2 separate regions of the Homo sapiens genome follow, and region 1 is linked to region 2. The links are chromatin contacts, found by Hi-C in ENCODE. All regions are on one chromosome and are shown on one strand. Each heading gives the region's core, a stretch centred on a gene start or an enhancer-like site at or near the end of the contact. The rest is flanking DNA. Distances are from core to core; before and after follow the strand shown. Region 1 holds the start of ADAMTS17 (ADAM metallopeptidase with thrombospondin type 1 motif 17). Region 2 holds the start of ARRDC4 (arrestin domain containing 4).

Evidence for each region. Hi-C counts contacts between places; a loop is a spot of excess contacts on that map. Pooled maps may share reads with other maps.
Region 1: a map of CD8-positive, alpha-beta T cell shows a loop between it and region 2 (10-fold over the local background). The contact joins the promoter of ADAMTS17 here to the promoter of ARRDC4 in region 2. A Hi-C loop is called at or near these places in 4 of 168 maps with a recorded cell type or tissue (CD8-positive, alpha-beta T cell and naive thymus-derived CD4-positive, alpha-beta T cell) and 13 of 50 pooled maps.

Annotation. Positions count from the first base shown.
Region 1 is chr15:100,337,578-100,343,640 of GRCh38, reverse strand. ADAMTS17 (ADAM metallopeptidase with thrombospondin type 1 motif 17) reads left to right here and starts at 1,666. Exons shown (of 22, transcript NM_139057.4): 1 at 1,666-1,820; 2 at 2,232-2,602. The coding sequence starts at 1,742. RefSeq lists an enhancer at 2,814-3,332.
Region 2 is chr15:97,955,820-97,962,390 of GRCh38, reverse strand. ARRDC4 (arrestin domain containing 4) reads right to left here and starts at 1,688. Exons shown (of 8, transcript NM_183376.3): 1 at 1,223-1,688. The coding sequence starts at 1,529.

The sequences.
Region 1 (6,063 bases), core at 417-2,916, 2.4 Mb before region 2:
GGCCATACAATGAGTAATAATCCCATCAGGGTAAATGAGGTGTCCATCACCTCAATCACCAAGGTTTCTTGTGCTGCCAGAAAATGCTACTGAGCTGTCAGTCATCTGAGGTTGTTGACCTGGACAGAGGCAAGGGGGAGAAACACAGCCCCAGGCCTGGCCAAGAGCAGGACCTGTGCAGATGCCCCCAGAACTGTAGGTGCCAAGCAGTGAGGGCAGCCCCTTTTGTGGCAAGCCTCTGTGGAGGGTCACTGTTCAGCCTTGGGGTTCATTATATTTCGGGGAAGGTGGCCAGTGTTATAGATTCCTTCAGATGATATGTAATCCTGTGATGAATTTAGATTCCGAGGCTTCAAGCAGCATCCAGCGGGGAACTATAACCTTTCTGCTATGATAAAATGGAAAAGAGCAGGACAGGGAAGGGACGGGAAACCTGAGATTGGTTATGGTTACACTTAATTGTTTTTTTTGTTTTGTTTGGTTTTGTTTTGTTTTTTTGAGATGGAGTCTTGCTCTGTTGCCCAGGCTGGAGTGCAGTGGCACAATCTCGGCTCACTGCAACCTCCACCCCCCGGGTTCAAGCGATTCTTCTGCCTTAGCCTCCCGAGTAGCTGGGACTACAGGTGTGCGCCATCACGCCTGGCTAATTTTTGTATTTTTAGTAGAGACAGGGTTTCACCATATTGGCCAGGCTAGTCTGGAACCCCTGACTTCGTGACCCGCCCGCCTTGGCCTCCCAAAGTGCTGGGATTACAGGCATGAGCCTCTACAAGATGCTATTCAGCAAGCTAATGGAGTCACCTTCCCTGCAGACCTCAGTTATATTGTGGCAGGAAAGGATCAACTCATTCTGTTTCTGGGAGACTCACGTTCAAGGCTAGGCTTTGGGACTTTGTGCCTCCGTTTCCTAACCTGTAACACTGAGTCCTGCTTCCCTCGGGGCGGGGGGATCCTGCTGTTAATAAGAAGCACCAAGCCAGAAATCAGGATCACAAATTCTAGCCTCTGCTCCAACAGGAACTCTCTGGGTAACTTCAGCGTTTTTCCTTAAGCTCTCTCTCTTCCTCAGTTTTTCAGTCTGTAAGAGGGTGTGAGCATGCGTGTTGCACTGGCTCCTGTGGGATTAAAGAAGACAGGAGGTGTGAAGAGTTTGGATAAACGCCGCGGATATAGCCTTCAGGTGCTAACTCAGGTGTGCGGGAAAGTGGACTGGGAGTCTTTGCGGCCACAAACAACTAAAACCTAACTTCAGATGTAAAGATTATATGCAGTTTTGGATGAAACCGCTTGGCCGGGGCGATTTCCGCCCTACCTTCCCGGGAAACTGGGCAGCAGGCTGAGAGAGTTCCAAAATGAGGACAAGCTCTGAAGACCAGCCCCGCATCCTCCAGCTCTTCCAGGGTCCCACGGCTCCGGTCGGCTCCCGCGCGCCACCTGGTGCCGTGTCCCCGCCACTGCCCAGAAACCACGTGTAAGAAAGCGCTGACAACCTAACTACGCACTGTGGTTTCGACCCATCCCAACCAGTAGGGAAGGAGGAGGCGGGGCGGAGGAAAGCGAGGGCCCAATCCCCTCCCGCCTTCCGAGGGGAAGGCGGGGCTTGGGGTTTACCACGTTGGGTTTGTCCGCAGCGCTAATTACTTTTTCCAAAGGCTGGAGGGCTTCACTCCGGCTGGCGCCGCCGCCTAGCGCGCTCCTGCTTCGCCGCCACGGTCCGGGGGGGCTGCCGGTCCCGGGTACCATGTGTGACGGCGCCCTGCTGCCTCCGCTCGTCCTGCCCGTGCTGCTGCTGCTGGTTTGGGGACTGGACCCGGGCACAGGTAGCGCCCCCTCCCACAGCCCTCTTCACCCCGCGTCCTGCGGCTACCTTCCCTCTGCGTTCTCGCGGCGTCCTGGCGGCCCGGGGGCGGCGGCGGGACCGCTGACGGCGCCCGAGCGGAGGAGGCGCGGGCCGCGGCCGGAGTACGGGAATCGGGTGGCTCCGTGGCAGGCGCGCCGCCGCCGGGTCTCCGCTCGCCGATGCGCGGCGCCGTTCCGGGAGGTGCTCGCGCGGCTGCGCCGGAGACCCTCCCCGGGTGGCGCGGGCCAGCGTGGAGGTGCCGGGCGAGGGAAGGGAAGGCAGCGCCGGCTCCGGGTCGCGCTGTCCCCGCGCTGGCGCGGCTGGCGGCCAGCGGGAGGGCGGGCGTCCGGGCGGGCCCCGCCGCGCTGACGCGTCTCCTCTCTCCCCGCAGCTGTCGGCGACGCGGCGGCCGACGTGGAGGTGGTGCTCCCGTGGCGGGTGCGCCCCGACGACGTGCACCTGCCGCCGCTGCCCGCAGCCCCCGGGCCCCGACGGCGGCGACGCCCCCGCACGCCCCCAGCCGCCCCGCGCGCCCGGCCCGGAGAGCGCGCCCTGCTGCTGCACCTGCCGGCCTTCGGGCGCGACCTGTACCTTCAGCTGCGCCGCGACCTGCGCTTCCTGTCCCGAGGCTTCGAGGTGGAGGAGGCGGGCGCGGCCCGGCGCCGCGGCCGCCCCGCCGAGCTGTGCTTCTACTCGGGCCGTGTGCTCGGCCACCCCGGCTCCCTCGTCTCGCTCAGCGCCTGCGGCGCCGCCGGCGGCCTGGTACTGCCCGCGCCACCTCCGGGTCGGCCCGTCCGGTCTGTTGCGACGCAGAGTGGTCGCCGTGGAGGGTGGGGGTGGGGCGCCTCTGCTGGAAGTCCAGCCTCCAGGGGAACCGGAGGGAACCCCCTGCCTTTCCACCTCTCCCCATCCCCCACCCCGGCCTTCGGTACCCTCTATAGGCAAAGGGGGTGGGAGGGGCAGCATCCCAGTCCAGCGCCTCTGCAGCCCGTGGAACCCGCGCGGAGCTGGGGTTGCGTGGGGTATACGCCGCCCGCTCTAGGGAGCGCAGATCTGGCAGGGATGAAACTGTCAGGGCCCTGGACAGAGGCGCCTTGGCCCCAATGTAGAGAACACTGCATCTGCACCGCCGTGTCAAAGTGTATGTCACGGGAGTACCTGTGTACGTGTAGGTGTTATGTTCTTGGACTTGGAGGTGGGGGAGTGGGCATTCACCTCCCTTCCTTTTGAGTCTTCTCTCTGTACCTGGAACAGGAAGTTTGGAGAGGTACCCAGACAGGCCACGGCTCACCCCACTCTTCCTAGCTGAAACGTAAGAAACAGGAGAGAAAGGGTGTTTGTCTTTGCTTCCTTATACTATTAGTAGGCATTTATCTGGTGCCCACCCCCAACCAGGCCTGAGGGGTGTTTACATTGGTGATAAACCCTATTCCTGCCCCCAGGAGCTCCCTTGCTGTGGCAGTAACTTCCCTGCCCCGAAGTTCCTGGCCTGTTGCATTTGAGGCACCCGGAACAGGTGCTCCCAGGGGGAGGGGGGGTTCTTGTGTGCACTTGCCCTGCCTGCGCGCACACTTGATCATGTGGCTACACTGGCGCCCAGACGAGCACTCAGCTTCTCCATCGTGCCCCGAAAGCCGCACACATGGCCGGCAGATGGGCTGCCCCCAGCGAAGCTTGGTATGGACCCAGAGCATGAACCGCAGGGGTTCTCTGTCTTCTGTCATGACTGGCCTCTGGGGAGGCAGTTTCTGATATTAGTTTGTGTCTGTCCTTCCCAGGCACAAGAAACTGCTCCCCACACCTCCACCTTTTCTTGTGCCACCATCTAGAATTCTCCAGCCCTTACTCACAGAGTCTGTGGCGAGTCCTCGAGAATCTACGAAGCTAGAAGGCTGGGGGTGCAAGGTCTTATGTGAGACCTCTCTTTCTTCCCAGTCCTGCGGGTATCTCTGTGTGTAGTTTCCTAGATCAGTCTGGCTCTCCTTTCAGGAATTTTCTGAGTTCTGATTAGGGTATGATAGACTTTTGCTCAGCTGGGAAAAATAGGCAACTTTGGTGAAACAAGGAAAGTGATATAGACCCTTGGAGGGGGCCTGGTAGGAAGGAGCTAATGTGGACCTGGGGCGGGGAATGTGGACCTGGGGCGGGGAATGTGGACCTGGGGCGGGGAATGTGGACCTGGGGCGGGGAATGTGGACCTGGGGCGGGGAATGTGGACCTGGGGCGGGGAATGTGGGTTGTAGGCAAGGAGGCTTAAGTAGGAGTGAGAAAGGCTCAGATCACTGTAGGGCTCGGGTCAAGGCTGTATCATGTTCTGGGAGGGACTGGAAGGGCCACATCATTTTTCCTGTTTTTGCCAAAGTGTTTAAAGTCTAAGTCACATCATTGTACTGTACATGGAAACATCTGAATCCCATTTGCTGCGGTTTAGTGAGTTTCTGTAGAGGTCAGAGTTTATACTTCTTGGTGTAAAGTTTCCAGCAAGGAGCTATCTGTGAAGGCGCCGAGGTGGAAAGCTGGATAACATTGATTTAAAATCCTTGCAGAATGAGGGCTGGGCCCTGTCATAGATGGCATCTCAGCCAGCTTCTCGGCAAGACTGTCCTTCCCTTTAGCACCATGTGAGGGTGCTGTGCTTTAGATAAAGGAACCTGGCCAACAGGCTGAGTTCAGTGTGTGCCAGTGGCGGTTGTACCTCTAAGACTTCAGCTTTTAAATTCCTGCCGGAGCAGACACTTCTGTTGTTTAGTCTGCCTTGTTCATCCCGTTCGTGTGAGCTGGACATTGGACACTTCCCCCTCTGTACGTACTGAAGGCCGGAGGGAAGAGACAGTGGGGTGACTTGGAGGTGGACCCTTTGTTTGCAAGGTGGTCCTGAAAGCGTAAAGAAAAGAAAGCAACAGGAATTTGGGCTAACCAAGTTTGCATTGCAGACTAGCTTTGACTTTGGTTCTCAGTTCAGGTGGCTGATGATGTTGTGTTAGTCCCTCTTGACTGTGGTACTGTGGTAGAAGCTCTGTGAGTGGAGATGTGGAGTTGTGTGTGTGTGTATTTGCTACGACAGGCTCGGCTATAAGGTGTGGGAAGGGAGGCTATAAGTAGATGATTTTTGGTGGCCATGGAGGAGGGGCATTTCGAAGTGTCCTTGTATCTAAAAATGAGCAAGAGTCGGGCAAACTTCTTCTCTTAAGGACCAGAAAATAAATAGTTTAGGCTTTGGGGGCCACATAGCCTTTGTTGCAGCTGCTCAAAGCTGCCCTTTCAGTGTGAAAGCAGCTACAGCTACGGATGGCATACGAGCGAATGGATGTGGCCACGTTCAACAAAACTTCGTTCCGGATGTTGAGTATCATGTTAATTGCTGGTAAGTCCCACTGTATTGAACATCTCCTAAAGGGCTCAGTAGAGAGTGTTGAGTGCCTGGGCTGGGGGCACACACGTTCTATTCCATGTTGCATGGAATCTGTGCTGTTTGTCTCCAGAGATGTTTGCTGTCTGTTTAAAGGAGACGAATTATTAGAATAGATCATTCCGTAGCTGTTTAGGGGCCATGGAGAGTAAAGCACCTGTTCCATTTTTGCTCCTTTTCCTTTTGACAGCAGATAGAGGCATGGGCCTGCCGCATTCCTTTCTTGGTGTCTTATCCTGAAAAGCTGGGCCAGCTGCGCCTTTTGGATCTTCAAAGGCCATAGACTTAAGTATTAATTGTTTTCTGTTTATGCTTCTTCATTGTATTTACATTTCCAAGAGTCTTTAGAGCATGGGTTTTTTGGAAGTGTTTCTATGAGCATATCATTTCAAAGCATGAACTTCAGGTGTCTGAGGAAGGCCTTTACACTCTTCGTGAATTTATGTAAGTTCGGATCAGCTGCCTCTGTGATCAGGACTGGATCGTGGAAGGCCAGTGGAATTGGAATCAGGCTGAACTTCATAGGTAGACAGGATAGCGGAGAGGGCACTTCAAGAACAGCATGAGCGTCAGGCTCTGAAAAGAATCTTTGCAGCTTGTCTGAAGTGAGTGGCTGGAGGACTTGTTTTAGGAAGAGTGAACGAGAGGAGGGGAGGGCTGGAGGCCCCCTGCTGTCGGGTTTGGTCTGCCAAGCAGTGGCCATCCTTTCTTGGATGATACTCACAAAGCTTGGGAAGGCCACCCACTGGAATGTGTCCACCCCTTCTTGGAAAAAGCTGTGGCCTGCCAGGGGCACACTGTGAGATGGTGGGAC
Region 2 (6,571 bases), core at 439-2,938:
TGGGGCCTGGGTTGATCCTGGAAGCCATACTGAGGAAAGTGCATGAAGGAGTAAGAACTATCACTAACACACTGTTCCCATTGATCCAAAAGGCAGTTTTGGTTCCAAATATAGTTTTCCTCACTACAATTTTGGGATGACTCAGATGATCACTTACCTCGAGGAGTTCACTGTGTCCACAGTAGGATAGGGCAAAACCACATATTCTATTATATTTTGTATAAGACATAGCACATAGATATAATGCGTTTACTCTTCAAGGAGAGGAGGTGCATACCATTGTTTTATTTGATAGATAAAAGCTCATGGCAAAAACGTAAAAGTTTAAACTAGTTTCCATCCATGAAATGAGTAAGACTCATGGTTCTTAGTATTTTCGTGACTAAAGGGATCCAATTTTGGTATCTAATATTAATGAAACGCTCATGTAGTGTGTCCCCACATGGGTACTTCTGGAAAAGTCTACACTGTGAACTGGACTTCACCAAAGTGAGCAGGAAGGGAAATCCCGACACGCCCTGATGCTCTTGTCTCTAAAGGCATTTTGAGTGGAGAGAAGTGGGGGAGAGGGGAAGAAGCGGGTAGGAGGGGAGGAGGAGGATGGGGAGGAAGAGGATGCGGAGGAAACAGCAGCAGTATCAGGTAGAGGTACAACTCTTACTAAGTTGCCCTGCTCCCCAGAAGAGGGAAACCAAGCATGATGATCAAGTCTGGAAAACACTTCCTTTGAACTCCTACCCCTCAGAAACTACTTCCCTATTCCCCAAACCAAATTTCTGCTAATTCATCATGAACCAAGAACGTATGCAGGATAGGGAGGAGTGGAGGCCATAGGACACGGGCACCGCAGAATGGAACCTCATAGCCGCCGGTTCCACCGTCCCTTTCTTGGACCAGAAGGAACAGGACCTAGATTTCTGGATCCCCCATTGTCCAATCACAGGTTCCCACCGCACCCAATGGCCCCCTCCCGTCGCGGTCCTAGAAAATCCCGAGCCACTGGTCCCGGTCAGGCCCGGCGGGCCAGGGGCGGGGCGCCAGGAAGAGCTGCGCACCCAGGACTTGCGGTCTCTCCTTACCCGCGAGGGTAGGCCGGACCCCACCCCCGGAAGCCCGCCCTGATCTCACCTGCCAGGTGGGCATCCCGAGGGTGCGCGGCCTCCCAGCCCCTCCCCGGCCCCGCAGCCTGGCGGGGGAACCCCAGGCGCTCGCCTGCGCTTACCGGCCGGGGGCTCCCGCAGGCTGAGGCGCACGTTCAGGTACTCCACCTCCGAGAAGACAGCCAGGGCCGCGGTGCTGGCCGAGGCGCGGGGGCAGGTGCTCGGGCCCCAGGCGGCGGTGGCGCGCCCCTGGGCCTCCAGGCGCAGCGCGCGCAGGGCCACCGGCTCGGACGCCTCCAGCAGCACGTGCCCGGCCACTGTCTCGCCGCTGGAATAGCAGCCCTTGCGCTCGTCCTCGAACACCAGACCCAGGCTCTTCACGCGGCCCTCGGCACCCACGGCCGCCGCGCACCCAGCCTCCCCGCCCATCCCGCCGGGCGACTCTTTCCTGCCCCTGAGGTCGGCAGAGGCCCGGAGCCGGGGTCGCGAGCACAGCGGCGCCGCTGTCACAGGCGCTCGCGGCAGGGTAAGGCCGCCGCGGCAGCCGTGCGGTACCCGATGGGGCACCGGCTCGCCGAGAGGCCTGTCGCTTTAACAAACCCAGTTGGGCCTGGAAAAGGGCCGGGACAGCCCACCCCCGGCGGGCGGCCATTGGTCAGCTGCGAGCCCTGCTTCTTGCTGATTTGTTGTAGATGGTCACTGAGTCATTTCATTGGCGCTCCCACGCGTGGGTGGGCGCAGGAAGGCCGTGCGTGATCAGGGAGTGTTGGCCAATCGGGAGGCTCCGGCGTGCACGTGCACAGGCCGTTTACTGGCTGAGGCCAGGCACAGTCCTGGAGCCCTGGCCAATAGTGAGGCGGTGCGCCCATGTGGACAGACAGTGGGAAACAGTATCTGTCAGGGAGGGGGCGGAACAGGGTTATCTCCGGCTCTCAGCGTGTCAGCCGTTCCCATAGTTACGAACGGGGGCGGGGTTTCTAGCAGCGTAAGGACTTTGCAGGAGCCACTGGGTTCTCGCTAAAGCATGAAGTTGTGGCTGTAACTGGCTTGTGTTTATGATTACATCTGCAATACTCGAGGGGAAATAGATGCTCTGGGAAACGGAACTCGGCAATATTTCCTTTTGAGATCTTGGGGGCCGGCCGCATCGGGACTTTAATGAATGACTTGGAATCTTCTAACCTCCAGGTTTTTGATCACCGCCTCTCCCAGGTTTCAGAATTCCCAGCCCATGTAAGAGCCATAGATAAGAAAAATGAGGGTTGTGGTTTTAAACCTGATACATCCCCTAAGGAGTTCTCCTCCTAAGCTCCGCAGTGTCGCTGTTAGGAATAGCTGGAACTCTGATTCTTCCTGCTGTAAATAAGATCATGAATCACATTGTTTTTGAACAACATCTGTCACTCAAGTTTCTGCCCCACCCGAAAGTTTCCTGACATCATTGTCATATCCACAGAAATTTCCAATTGCCTTGATGACTTGTTCCTCACGCCCAAGTTTCCTCCGGCTTGTCCTGCTACATTTTCCTTTTCAACCTTCCATTTTTTCTCTGTTCTGTTTTTTACCATCTTGCATAGCTGTCATTAGCTGGTCATCATTTTCTTAACTTTTAAGTTGTCCCCTTATCGACATGCCACGTTTGTGAGCTGTTATGTATTGATTAATCTCACAATGAAATTTAGCAATTTTCCTAAAAAAAAAACCTCAAAGTAAAGGTTGCTCTACTACCCTCGTTGAGTTTAGATTATTAATGTGGAGATTTAGTAAAGTTTTATAAGTTCAAAATTTCCTTATTACCTCTCAGAGAAAGTGGAAAAGTCACAAATTAGGCTCTGTGTAAAGTTCAGAAATAGTTGCTATTCTCTGACCATTTCGTCTAGAATAGCTCCCTACATGATCTTACTCTGCCTACTTTTTTTTTTATATAACACAACGTGACCTTACGTGTTTATCTATGTATTATCCATCCCACTCATTTGAAACACAGAACTTGTTCTCATTCGTTTTTTGACCTCTAGGGCCTAACACAGATCTTAGCATACAGTAAGTGCTCAATAAATGTTGAGTGATTGAATGATGTATCCTAACCGTGTAGTAGTATTGGCTCTGCAATACATGAATAGTGTTCTGCCTCTTACTCTACTAAACTTTCACTGTCTCCAGGCAATGGTTCCCTCCAAATTAAGTGGCTGGGAGAGGGAGAAAAGGACAATGGTCCTAACGGTAATGAAAGGACAAAATGGCAGGTTTTGCATTCTGTACTGGGAAAGACCAGACTCTCTGTTTTCATTTCAGTTAAGAACAGTTTTGGCCAGCCAGGCATGGTGGCTCACACCTGTAATACCAGCATTTCGGGAGGCCGAGGCGGGCAGATCACAAGGTCAAGAGATCGAGACCATCCTGGCCAACATGGTGAAACCCCGTTTCTACTAAAAATACAAAAATTAGCTGGGTGTGGTGGCTCGCACCTGTAGTCGCAACTACTCGGGAGGCTGAGGCAGGAGAATCTCTTGAACCCGGGAGGCGGAGGTTTTCAGTGAGCCGAGATTGTGCCACTGCACTCCAGCCTGGGTAAGAGAGCGAGACTCCATCTCAAAACAACAACAACAAACAATAGTTTTGGCTACAGGTAACAACAGACTGTGTGACCAACACACATTCTGCCTTTAAAAATATTTCTTGTTTACTAGACGAAAAGGTCAGTAGTAGAGTATGGGCCCTTCAGATTGATTCATCAGAATCCTTTTATCTTTCTCTTTGACATACTCTGCTCCCTTCATCGTAGTAGGGATTACCACAGCTCTAAGTGTCTCCTTGTCTTCCTTACACCACAGAGTTCAACACATAAAGCAAGGGAGGGTCTGCAAGCAAACAAAAATTCTCTTTTCTCTCAGAAAGAAGATATATTTATATCCCAGATGCCCCCAACAGACTTCTTACATGTCATTGGCCAAAACTGAGTCATATGTACACCTATAGATTATTGACTGGCAAAAATAAGTAGGATTTTTACAATTCACTTAGACCAGTCATTCTTCTCTGGGTGCTGGACACAATCAGAGCTCTGTTAACAAGGAAGAGGGGCAAATGGCTGTTGAGCAGTCAACATTGTAGAGCCATTTGAGTGGCTTAAGTGGGTCTGGCCAAATTTGCTATAGCGTAGAGCTGCCCCAGCCAGACATAAAGAGGATATTTAAATAAAAAATATTCTATAACTAGAGAGAAGTTAATTTATATGGTGACTCAACTCATTCACAGATAAAATTCCATTTTTGTTGTGTATACATTACAATGAATATTCGAGTTCAGCTACTATTAATATAGCAGCATATGACAGTTTAAAAAATCCAATCTGACAATGTCTTTTAATTGGCATGTTTACCATCTGCATGTAATGTGATCTTTAACAACGTAACAACGTTGGTGCTATAACTTGCATCCCCAAAATTCAGATGCTGGAATCCTAACGCCCAAGATGATGGTATTAGGAGGTAGGGGCTTTGGGGAGGTGATTAGGCCGTGAATGCCAGGGCCCTCATGAGTGGGACTAGTGCCCTTACAAAAGAGTCCCGAGAGAGAACTCTCGCTCCTTCCACCGTGTGAGGATGTAGAAGGCACCATCTATGAAGACGCAGGCTGCTATGGCTTAGATATGGTTCGTCCACACCAAAACTCATATTGAGATTTGATGCCCAATGTGGCAGTGTTGGGAGGTGGAACCTAGTGGAAGGTGTTTGGGTCATTGGAGTTGATCCCTCATGAATAGCTTAACACCCTCTGGCAAGAGTGAGTGAGTTCTTGCTCTCATGGGACTGGATTGGTTCTCACTCGAGCAGGTTGGTAAAAAGAGTGTCGTCCATTTCTCTCTCTTGCTTCTTCTCTCCCCATGTGATCTCTTTGTGCACGTCTGCTCCCCTTCTGCTTTTTGTGGTGAGTGGAAGTGGCCTGAATTCCTTACCACATGCAGCTGCCCAATCTTAAACTTTTTGGCCACCAGAATCATGAGTTACATTAACCTCTTTTTTTTTTTTTTTTTGATATATTACCTAGCCTCAGGTATTCTGTTTCTTTAGCAACACTAAATAGACTAAGAGCCTGGGCATGGTGGCTCATGCCTATAATCTCAGCACACTGGGAGGCCAAGGTAGGCAGAAAGCTTGAGATTAGGAGTTGGAGACCAGCATGGGCAATATGACAAAACCCTGTCTCTATAAAAGATATAAAAATTAGCTGGGCATGGTGGCATGTGCCTGTAGTCCCAGCCACTTGGGAAGCTGAGGCAGGAGGATTGCTTGAGCCCAGGAGGTCGAGGCTGCAGTGAGCCAAGATTGCGACACTGCACTCCAGCCTTGGTCATAGAGTGAGACCCTGTCTCAAAACAAAACAAAACAACAACCACCACCAGATGAAAACACAGGTCCTCATGGGACACCAAATCTTCTGGTGCCTTGATCTTTTGACTCTGTAGTCTCTAAACTATGAGAAATAAATGTTTGTTGTTTATAAGCCACCTCGTTTTATGGCATTTTGTTATAACAGCCTGAACAGACTAAGACAGTCGGTTTTATATGTGTCATTTTGTTATTTGCTTTGGTTGTGCCTTCATCAGTGTGTCTGTGTTTCTTTATTCTTTTTTTCCTGCTTTCATTTTGATTATTTGAACATCTTTTGGTAATCCATTTAAATTTATCTTTTTTTTACTTTATATATATTTTTAGCAGTTGCTCTAGGAATGACTGCCTTTCCCCTTTTACGCTATAGTTGTCATGTGTATTACATCCACATACATTAAAATTTACATTTGTATGAACCTCAGAAAACCCATCAGACAATTTTACATTTTATGTTTATGCTACTCTCAAGGCATAAACATAAAAATGGGGGAAAAGAAACAAATCTTCCTTACAGCAGAATCCCAAATAATTTATATAGATTCTCCTCCCACTCACTTGGAGTGGGTGCTAGACCTAGTGACTTGCTTTCAACCCAACAAACCATCTTTTGACCAGGTGATGAAGACTAACATCACCAGTGATAAGTTCTGTTGATAGTGTGTACCTCTCATATGATGTTATGTAAAGGGCACTTCACTTCTCTGATATTTTACCCTCAAACCGTAAGTCCAGTCTAAGCATGAGAAAAACATCAGAAAAACCTAATTTGAAGGACATTCTACAAAATATTCAATGCATTCTCCTCAAAATTCTCAAGGCCGTGGAAAATAAGGAAAGATTGAGAAACTGCCATTGAGCAGAAAAGACTAAGGTGATGTGATAACTAAATGCAATATGGTATCCTGGATTGGATCCTGGAACAGAATAAGAACTTTAGTGGAAAAACTAGTGAAACCAAATAAAGTCTAGTTTCATTAACAGTAATTGGTATTCGTCTGTTTTCACGTTGCTGATAAAGATATACCGGAGACTGAGTATAAAGAAAAAGAGGTTTAATGAACTCACAGTTCCACATGG